3 separate regions of the Homo sapiens genome follow, and regions 1 and 2 are each linked to region 3. Evidence: chromatin contacts called from ENCODE Hi-C data. All regions are on one chromosome and are shown on one strand. The core of a region is the stretch at or near the end of the contact, and the rest is flanking DNA. Distances in the headings are between cores, read along the strand shown.

What was found. Hi-C counts contacts between places; a loop is a spot of excess contacts on that map. Pooled maps may share reads with other maps.
Region 1: a pooled map shows a loop between it and region 3 (7-fold over the local background). The contact joins the promoter of UBR1 here to the promoter of VPS39-DT in region 3. A Hi-C loop is called at or near these places in 6 of 50 pooled maps.
Region 2: a map of CD8-positive, alpha-beta T cell shows a loop between it and region 3 (4-fold over the local background). The contact joins the promoter of CDAN1 here to the promoter of VPS39-DT in region 3. A Hi-C loop is called at or near these places in 1 of 168 maps with a recorded cell type or tissue (CD8-positive, alpha-beta T cell) and 5 of 50 pooled maps.

The regions. Positions count from the first base shown.
Region 1 is chr15:43,104,675-43,107,943 of GRCh38, forward strand. UBR1 (ubiquitin protein ligase E3 component n-recognin 1) reads right to left here and starts at 1,364. Exons shown (of 47, transcript NM_174916.3): 1 at 1,268-1,364. The coding sequence starts at 1,348. RefSeq lists an enhancer at 1,183-1,462.
Region 2 is chr15:42,735,641-42,739,002 of GRCh38, forward strand. It overlaps CDAN1 (codanin 1), which reads right to left and starts at 1,488. Exons shown (of 28, transcript NM_138477.4): 1 at 1,373-1,488; 2 at 662-1,140; 3 at 235-438; 4 at 1-39. The coding sequence starts at 1,462. It overlaps TTBK2 (tau tubulin kinase 2), which reads right to left. Exons shown (of 15, transcript NM_173500.4): 15 at 3,090-3,362. RefSeq lists silencers at 715-1,004, 1,095-1,234, 1,425-1,674.
Region 3 is chr15:42,206,635-42,209,835 of GRCh38, forward strand. It overlaps VPS39-DT (VPS39 divergent transcript), which reads left to right and starts at 1,767. Exons shown (of 3, transcript XR_932181.3): 1 at 1,767-2,050; 2 at 2,130-2,283. VPS39 (VPS39 subunit of HOPS complex) reads right to left here and starts at 1,670. Exons shown (of 25, transcript NM_015289.5): 1 at 1,447-1,670. The coding sequence starts at 1,519.

The sequences.
Region 1 (3,269 bases), core at 114-2,613, 900 kb after region 3:
AAACAATGTTCAATTGTATGCAGGGTTAAAAAAAAAAACAAAAAACCTTCAAGAATGCTTTTAATCTGTAATCCCAGCACTTTGGGATGCCGAGGCAGGTGGATCACCTGAGGTCAGGAGTTCGAGATCAGCCTGGCCAACATGGTGAAACCCCGTCTCTAATAAAAATAAAAATAAAAAAAATTAGGCAAGCATGGTGGCAGGCACCTGTAATCCCAGCTACTCAAGAGGCTGAGGCAGGAGAATTCCTGAACTCGGGAATTTGCAGTTCAATTCCTGAACTCGGAAGGTTGCAGTGAGCCGAGATTACACCACTGCACTTCAGCCTGGGCAACAAGAGCAAAACTCTGCCTCAAAAAATAAATAAAATAAAATAATGTTTTTATTAAACTACAAGCCAAAGAAACTTCAGAAAAAATGTGTATATCCCAAATCTCTAAATGCTGCTATTTAGAAAGACAAACTAATAAAACATCATGCGGTGACAGATATTTGAATATTTTCTACATATCTCCACACTAGATGCCCTGGGCATCCAGAACATTCCCTAACATTGCCCCCTACTCTTATCTTCCTCGGCAGCTTTCTCCCTGTAGCTAGTGACTCAAATTTGTTCACTATCTGTGCCTTCCCATTCTTTCAAAATGCAAGAGCAAAGTATAGATTCCGACATCAATTAATGGTATTGCTCTGGCTTGAAATGTTTGGGAGTCCTTTCTTCACCTTTAAAAAGTAGCGACAGATGATGGGTTTCTCCACTGAGGGTTAGGCCTGGGGTTCCCAAGATGCTATACGCAAGGACAATTACTACACCTCACATCTAGACATGACTTGACAGTAGCAGCACTACCTACCAATATCAGGTCCCGGCCAGCAGGCTATGCAATAAAATACCAGGTGCTGCGTTCCCATCATCAAGAGTAAAGGGTTAGTACTGCTTCTATACGAAAATGGCTCTTGCTCCAACCCCGCCTCGGCCCCCACATCAAACCGTCTAATAACATCACTGGTTCTTTCTACTTCAGAATAGAGACATGCACACTTGAGATCATCAAGAATAATACATAACAAAGTCATTATATTCCGTAGACTTGGCTGGCAGAAATGTGGGTTGCGACTAACTTTTTATTCGGTGGCTTCCTTCCAGATCAATCCAGATAACTCCCCCTCCCCAGAGCCGCCATAAGGGGTGAAGCCCCACATCCTCCTAAGCGCAGTAGGGAGGGACCGGGGGGAGGACAAAAGAGACTTGCCTATAGGGACTTACAGATGCCAGACGCTGAGGGGTCTGGGGTAACTCCGCGCTGATTTCCATCCTCTCAGTACCTCCAGCCTCCTCGTCCGCCATCTTGAGGGAAACTGACGCCTGCAGTTGCCGACCCCCGGCCAGAGGCAAGCGGAAACCTGTGGCCGGTCGGAGAGACAGGGACGACACTTTTACGACGGCCCCTGAAGTCGGGTTTGACGCAGACTCGAGGAGTGGCTTCCGGCCCGCTTCCCGGAAGCAAGCGTCACGACGTGAAGGGACTGGAGATTTTTTTTTTCCCCTCTAATTTATCAGGCGTAGCTCTTGGTAGCTGAATGGTTGTATATCTGGGTTTGGTGCTGGGAACTGTTGCATCTACGAGGTAAAAAAAACAAAGTCAGCGTCCATTATGAAAGGAAGAAAACTTGTCGGGGGCTAAAGCAAGAACCTGTCCTAGCTGGCCGGTTGTTGGCCTGGGGATGTTTTGTATCCCAACCTCCCTGCAGTAGTTCCCCAGAGCCTACAAAATGAAAAAGAAAGTACTCACACATCTTCTATTTTTAGGATTCTACCCCGTGGGCACTTGCACATGTGTACAAAAAAAGCTCGGGATCCAGCTTTATTGGGGGACACGGGGGGAAATAACAAAAAATTGGAAACCTAGTCATTCATCGATAGAGGAAAGACAAGATATACTATGGTACATTCGCATTTTGAAATACTGTGCAGCTCTTGAGCAAGATAAATCTGCGTGAAAAGATCAAGATAAATTGAGAGAAAAAAAAGCCAAGTTGCTGCAAACTATATATTTGCACACATAGGCATTTAAATGTGAAGGAGTAAGTCTGAAAGGGGAAAGGGCAAAGTAGTAACTCTGAGGGCCAGGATTCGGATTGGAGGAAGAAGGTGGTCAAGAGCTACTTTACCTTCATTTGTATTTTAAATTTTTTACAAAACAAATAATTTTAAAGTATATTTTTAACAAAGGGAAGAAAATAAAGCTCCAAACAATGTGAAAAGTAGAGGAGGCTTTCCAAATGCTGTGGTCCACCTTGATTTATAGAACTTTCCTGCCTAAACAATGTTTCTGCTCAAATGAACTACTTCCTGGGTGCTAAAATACTGTTTTTCCAGCCTTTTTTGCCCAACAACCACAATAAATACATTTTACATCTTATCACGGTACACCTATACAAAATTAAATGGGTATATATAGAATATGTATATATATACTGAAACTTAAATTTTCTGAAACAATACTTCCAATATGTCATATTTTCTATTCAATTGCAATATGTTTATGCATTTAAGCCAAAATACTGGTTGTAGTTATTAAAGTGATACTATAACCCACAATAGGTATTGTCCCACATTTTGATAAAAATTGCCCTAAAAGTTACCTTGTCCCTTCCTGTCTCTATGCTTTTACTTCTGTAGTTCTCTTATGCTACCCCACGCTCTTCTCTTTTTCTTCTTTCATTCCTAGATAAATGAAATAGACTAGAACGTTCAGAAATAGGTCGGGGCAGTGGCTCACGCCTGTAATCCCAGCACTTTGGGAGGCCAAGGTGAGTGGATCACCTGAGGTCAGGAGTTCGAGACCAGCCTGGACAACACAGTGAAACCCCATGTCTATTAAAGATACAAAAATTAGCTGGGTGTGGTGGCAGGTGCCTGTAATCCCAGCTACTCAGGAGGCTGAGGCAGGAAAATTGCTTGAACCCAGGAGGTAGAGTTTGCAGTGAGCCAAGATCATGCCACTGGCACTCCAGCCTGGGCTACAAGAGCAAAACTCTGTCTCAAAAAAAAAAAAAAAGAAAAAGAAAAAACAGAAAATAAAAAGAAATAATAGCCACTTATCAACATCTTAATGTAATCAAAGCACTAGTATATTAATAACACTAGCTATATATTAATAACAATCCTTTAGGTAGATGTTACTACTTCTATTTTACTGTCATGAGAAACTGAGAAAACTGAAGTTTAGAGAAGTTACATAATTTGGTTAGGGACATGCAGCTTC
Region 2 (3,362 bases), core at 238-2,737, 530 kb after region 3:
GGACAGGTGGGGGTAGGTGACTGCTGCAGCTGCTTAGAGCTATGGAATAAAGAAATTTCATGAGCAGTCAGCTTGGCTTCCCTGCTACGGCCACACTCAGGTCACTCCAGAGAAGATACCAACAGCCCAGGAGACAAACCCAGAGTCCCCAAGAGGGAAATCAATTTCAGGGAAAACCCCTGAAGATCCCCCACAGCGAGGAAACCGATATCCCCAGGAGCGGCCAGGCCATACCGCTCCTTCCTGAGCATCTCTCGCTCCTCTTGCAGACTTCTGCACCCTGGGGGAAGGCCAAGGCCCCAAGGGCTAGTGTCCAGGGCTGAGGGTTGGGAACTGGGGACACAGCTGATTGGGGGTGAGGTGAAGCAGGTCTTGGGCTTGGAGAGTGACCGCTCTTCGCTCACCGGAGTTGGGTTGATCCTGCGAGAAGGCTTCGTCCTGCTGAGAGTAGCCACAGGTTTTTCTCAAATTCCTATCTTCAAACATCTCCCCTCCACCACCGCAACAGCTAGACCTCTTGCCAAAAAACCCCACAAAAACCCTCACCATCACCCCCAGCCTTCTACCCATCCTGGCGCTCCACTGCGGAGCGCCGAGCTCGAATGACTGACTCCCCAGAGCCTTCGTGGTACCCATCTCCTGCATGAGAGCTGAGTCTCACCCTGTAGGGCCGGGGGGAACCGAGCCTACGGGAGGGAACTCCTCCAGGTTGCTGAGGTTTGGCGGATCAGACAGCGTGAGGCTGGGGCGGCTGGGGCTGCCAGAGCCCCTAAGCCTCCGGCCCCCGGCTCCGGGCAGGCTCTCCCCGCTGACCCCCTCCTCCAGGCCGCGGCCTCCACGCTCGCGGGCCGGCCCCGGGCCCCGCCTCCTGCCCCCGCGGCGGGCCAGAGGGGCCTCGGCAGCGGTGCTCTGGGCCTCGGTCGGAGGGAAAAGCTGGCTGCGCGCCCCGCGGCTACCCCGCGGCGGGCCTCCCGGCCTCCCTGGCAAGGCTGCCGAGGCGCCCGGGGTCTTGGCGGGGGTCGGGGGCCCCTGCGGGAGGACGCGGCTGCTCTGCTCCCTCAGGAAGTTCAACAGGAACGGTACGAATTCTTTCCGCAGGGCCCGGAGTGAGCTCAGCGCGGCCGCCTCCCCAGCGTTATCCTAGGGCAGAAGCACAGGTGGAGGGGCGAGAGGGTCAGCCGCCGGCCCGCGGGCCGTGAGCAGCCGGGGCCGTAGGGCGCGCCTCGGGTGGGCGGCCCGGGCAGCGGCGCCCAGTTGGAGTGCACTCGGCCCGGCTGGCAGCCAGGCGCCCTAGAGGAAGGGGACTGGAGGGCTGGACTCCACTGCGGGAACCGGCTTCGAGTCAGACCTGGGGGCGTGTCACCGCTGTTACCTCCGAACCCTGGGTGCTGCGCGCGATCCACCGCACGACGGCTGCGACCGACACCTCTTCTCGCAGCAGCGACTCCAAAACGGCCGCCATCCCGGTCGGGGCGCTCTGGGGCGACTGCGCAGGCGCCGGCGCGCCGCGGGCGGCCAGGGAGGGGCGGGGCCGGCGGCGGGGAACGACCGTTGGGTCGCGGGATGGGGAGGGACCCGGCTGGCGGGGCGGGGCGGAGCCGGCTGTTGCCCAGACCCACGGAGTCAAGGCCTCGCTGAGTCCTCAACCCCGGCCGAGAGGCCGGTTGTTAGGAGGTGAAATGTGGATCACAGCGCCTGGGGAGGCCCACCTTGGCTGCCCGCCCTGGAGCGACCTGAAGGGAGGGATTCGAGCTGGGAGTGGGGCTGCCGCGGGTCGGACGCCCCTCTAGGGAGACCCAGGACCCGGGAGAGAGGTAGAGGGGAGCAGAGACAGCCACCAGCTTCTATCTTCTGCTCTAAGCACATTCTTTCACGAGTTTAAGTTTCCTAGATCCAACTGGCACCACCCCAGAGAAATTATAATCTAATCTTTCATTTTGACTTTGTTCTTCTCAAAGGCCGATTTTTCAATCCCTTGGCCGAGCAGTACCCATCGGCTTTTCAGCGCTCACCATCAACTGACCATTTAGGAAAGAATTATTTCTAGGAGGTTCTTAATAATCCCCAAGCCACAACCCTTAAAGTGCCTCGGGCCACCCTGCACACAGAATTGCTTGTATGTAGCTTTATTTACTTAAGTGGGTTTACATGAGGTTAATATTTCAACTACTTTGCAGTTTAGATGTCAGTAAGCATATCATGATTAGCTTCTGGGAGCTTGAGGTTTGTATTTTTGGGTTTGGTGTTTTTTGTTTTTGTTTTGTTTTTTTTGAGACAGGGTCTTGCTCTGTTGCCCAGGCTGGAGTGCAGTGGCGTGAGCACGGCTCACTGCAGCCTTGGCCTCCTGGGCTCAAGCAATCCTCCCGACTCAGCCTCCCTAGGGCTATAGCCCAGCTAATGTTTTGGCCGGGAGAGGGCAGCAGATCCAAAGTGCTGGGATTATAGGCGTGGGCCACCACGCCCGGCCTGAGTAATTTCTTAATCTCCTTTATTTAATTTTATTTTGAGATGGAGTCTCGCTCTGTCACCCCCGGGGCTGGAATGCAGTGGGAGGCAGAGGTGGGCGGATCACGAGGTCGAGAGATGGAGACCATCCTGGCCAACATGGTGAAACCGTGTCTCTAATAAAAATACAAAAATTAACTGGGCGTGGTGGCACGCGCCTGTAGTCCTAGCTACTGGGGAGGCTGAGGCAGGAGAATCGCTTGAACCTGGGAGGCGGAGGTTGCAGTGATCCAAGATCACGCCACTGCACTCCAGCCTGGGTGACAGAGCGAGACTCCATCTCAAAAACAAAACAAAACAAAAAAACCTGAGAGAGGATTTTGAAGGTTGCTGCTCAGTGACAAATCAAGCAAGGGAATCCAAGCGGAGAAAAACAGATGGCACGAACATTCCATGTCAAACCAAACCAGGAGGGGTGAGGCAGTGCCCTTGTGAATGCCTCCTGAGAGTTGCTCTGGTTCAAAGGAAGGTTACGGGCGGAAGGATGAGGGTGGGGGTGCAGGAATCTCTCTAGTGGCAGAAGGGGTATTTCCTATGGAGAAGGAAAAAGTACCTCCAGCCAGACAGAATAATGGACTAAAAAGGAGCTTTTAATATTTTAATTTTATTACAGGAAAACATCTCCTAACTGCAGGGACACTTAACACCTAGCTTCTATTCAGTCCTGGGCTGCTTTTTCTAGGGAACTTCTAGATGTGGTACTGCATTTACAGTAACACTATCTGCTCCCCGTTGATCTTGTAACATCTGGTGTATTCAATAACTTTATTAAATTAGAAAAATATTTTCCACTTTTGAAATCCAGACCATCACACAAACAGAACTAGATTTTGCATGCGGAATGAATATTTTATTAC
Region 3 (3,201 bases), core at 517-3,016:
TCCTTAGCTGAGTTGGGTACCCCCTCATCCATGTTGCAATAATAGGCAGCATATGTCTCTAGTATTATAATCTGTTCACGTGTATTTGTCCCCCAGTGTGTGTCCTAGGAGCACAGGCACTGTTTCTTATTCATCATTGTATTACTGTCCCAAGCAAAGAGAATGGCCCGTGTAGCCACCTAATAAGTATATCTGATGAAGCAATGGGGGAATTAATCCTTTCATGCAGTGTCAGGTCTTTCATTTAAAAACTTTTTCTCCTCCTCTATTTAAATGTTTAATGAGAGCATTTAATGACAGAAATTGGTTTTCTTGAGATGTCTGGAGGAAGTAGGATTCTCCTCTTAACCCAAAGGACTAGAACTGCTTACTGTGGAGGTATGATTTTAAAGAGACCCAGAGCTGCTAAAGGAGGAAGGGTGCACATTAACATGAAAATTCTTCGTGAAAGAACCCTACAGAAGAAGTCATCAAGAACTCTGCAAGGATGACTCGGTGACACTGTGAACAGCTGACGCACATGGTATCAGACACCACCAAGATTCCATAAGGCCCATCATGGTTACCTATCTAGCTCAGTATAAGATCTGATTAAGGGATCTGAATCATCTTTTTATGGTCCTTGATTTCTAGGACCTAAACATTAAGAGGAAAGTTAGAAATGATTTCCTTGGTCTTTGGCGGCTGGTATCAAACCAGTCACTCACGGATAAGAGCACAATGTTCACCGTTATCCCTGAAACCTTCATTTGTATTTCAGAGCACACAAGAGATGTCTGTCCCGGCCTTCTGCACTAGTCAATCCCAAAAGGACTATGCTAGTTTTTATGGGTTAGGTTTCAAGACAGTCTGGAAACTCTTCCGCCTACAGTTAGGTAACTTGGACACTTTGGATATAAGGTAATCAACCGCTTGGCTAGATTCAAAGGTTAGCTAACTACATGAGTTCCCTACAGGAATGAGAAATGAACGAATGATCACTAAGGGGAAAAAAAAGCATATGGTGTTAACTTGTTCAATGCCCCCAAAACCAGGGTTGACTTTCATCTAGAAAACAACACAAACATCTGGACAACTTCAAGCCCCTGGCAGGCTGAGAACTTCTTACTGCTTTGACCCTCTAAAATGAAGTCTTCGTGGGAATCAAAATGGGCCAAAGCTGAGCACAACTAAAAAGGAAAGCTCATCCTCCCACTCTGCACAGAGAGCAAAAGCAAGGGGAACTCCCCTAAATGACTGGATCACTGGGATCACCCAAGTAGCCCCACAGACATCGATGTCTATAGCCGGTGGTCATCTCTCTGCCTTCTCTCATCCTAAGCCCCTCTCGTGTAGCATCCAACCGAAGCCCACACGGATGGACGCCTGTCCACTTCCCCGGCCTCAGAAAAGATCCGGACCGCTCCTGTGCTGACTCCGCCTCGGCCCCGCGGCCCCTCGGCTCACCCCAGGCAGCCAGACAGTCGATTTGCAGAGGCAGCTTTTCTAGGATCGGCACTGGCTCGAAAGCGTCGTGCATGGCGGCAAGGGGAGAGTTGCCACCGCCGTCTCGCCCAGAGTGTTCCGGGCCGGGCTGGGGTCCGGAACGAGTCTGGGCTAAGGGTAGACCGGGATCCGGCCAGGAACCCCCCGGCTACAGGCCCTTCAACAACACAGCCATCGTCAACCCCGGACTTCCTGCTAGTTAGGCCCGCCTCTTCCGCAGCCGAAGTCCCGCCCCTTCCTCCCGGTGCACTCTAAATGAATTGTTTTGTTGCTGAGTTGCCATCGTCACTCTGGACCCATAGCTACTCCATCCCGAGTAGCCATGGGCTTACCATAGAAGGAACAAACTCTTAATCTTAGAACTGCTTTAGGCAGTGGGCGTGATGGTTAAAAACTCGGCCTTTGGCGTCGACCTCAGACGGAGATCTACCAATTAGGAAATTAGCTGTGATTTAGAAAATTTAATATTTCGATGCCATACTTTCCTAATCTGCAAAATTTTTGTAAATACCTGTGACCTAGTGTCGTGAGCGCTTAGCAACACCTGACACCCACTAAGCTCTCAGTAAGTGGTAGCTTTAGTATTACCATTATATCCCAATTAGTACAAGCACCTTACCTTAATGCTTTCATGGTTGTTCTAGGCCAGTGGTTCTGAAAGTGGTTCTAGACCAGCAACAACAGCAGTAGCAGCAGCACCTGTGAACTTGTTAGAAATGCAAAGTTTCAGGCCCATTCCAGTTCTACTGAATCTGAAACTCGAAGGGAACAGCAACCTATGTTTTAATAAACCCCAAGGTGAGTCCATGCACTTAAAAGCTTGAGAACCACCATTTTAGGTTAGGGTTGTTCAGCGATAGCACTACCGGCATTTAGGACAGGATAATTTCTTGTTGGGGGAGGGGGCATGTTCTGTACAATGTAAGATGTTTAACAGCATCCCTAACTTCCACCCACCAAATGCCAGTTATCTTCCCCACAGAGGTATAAAAATGTCTCTTTTCCGTATGTCCTCTGGGAGGCAAAATTACCCTGAGAACCACCATTTGAGGCCAATGCTTTTCAAATTTAACGTGCATACAAATCACCTAGAGACATTGTTAAAATGCCTCTTTTGATTCAGTAGGACCAGAGTAAGACCCTCAGTTGAGCACCAAAAATCTCCCAGATGTTGCTGGTCCCTGGATCACATTTTGAGTAGCAAGAGTTTAGGCAAGAGATGATTCACTAACTCTTGGAAGTCAGTGAAATAAGCCTCCTTTTAATTTGATGACCACATTCCTACCAATTCAACTTTCCAAAGCTGTGTCTTACATCCTAATATTCCTTTAGGAAGGTGTCATGGCTTTTCCTCCTATAGGACCTGGGACCTGTACTGTCTGCGGTTACCTTAGTATTCCCCTTGAAGACTTAAAAAACAACAAAGTTTGGGCTGCAAGAATGATCTATATCTGGTCATTTCCCCCTAGGAAAACATCGTAGGTCAAAAAATTAAGCATTTGGGTTTAAAGCAAAAATGTAAAAGAAAAAGGGTAAGTCTGTGATATGAAGTCAAAAAAACTGGTCCTGGTCATTTTATTTTTACACAATATCAGTTTCTTCATATGTAAATTAGGAATACTTGTCCCATCTTTACCAAATGCTGTTCTGATAATCAAGTGAAAAGTACTTTCAAGTAGTCAAAAACATGAAAATTGCTACACAAATCCTGTGTTA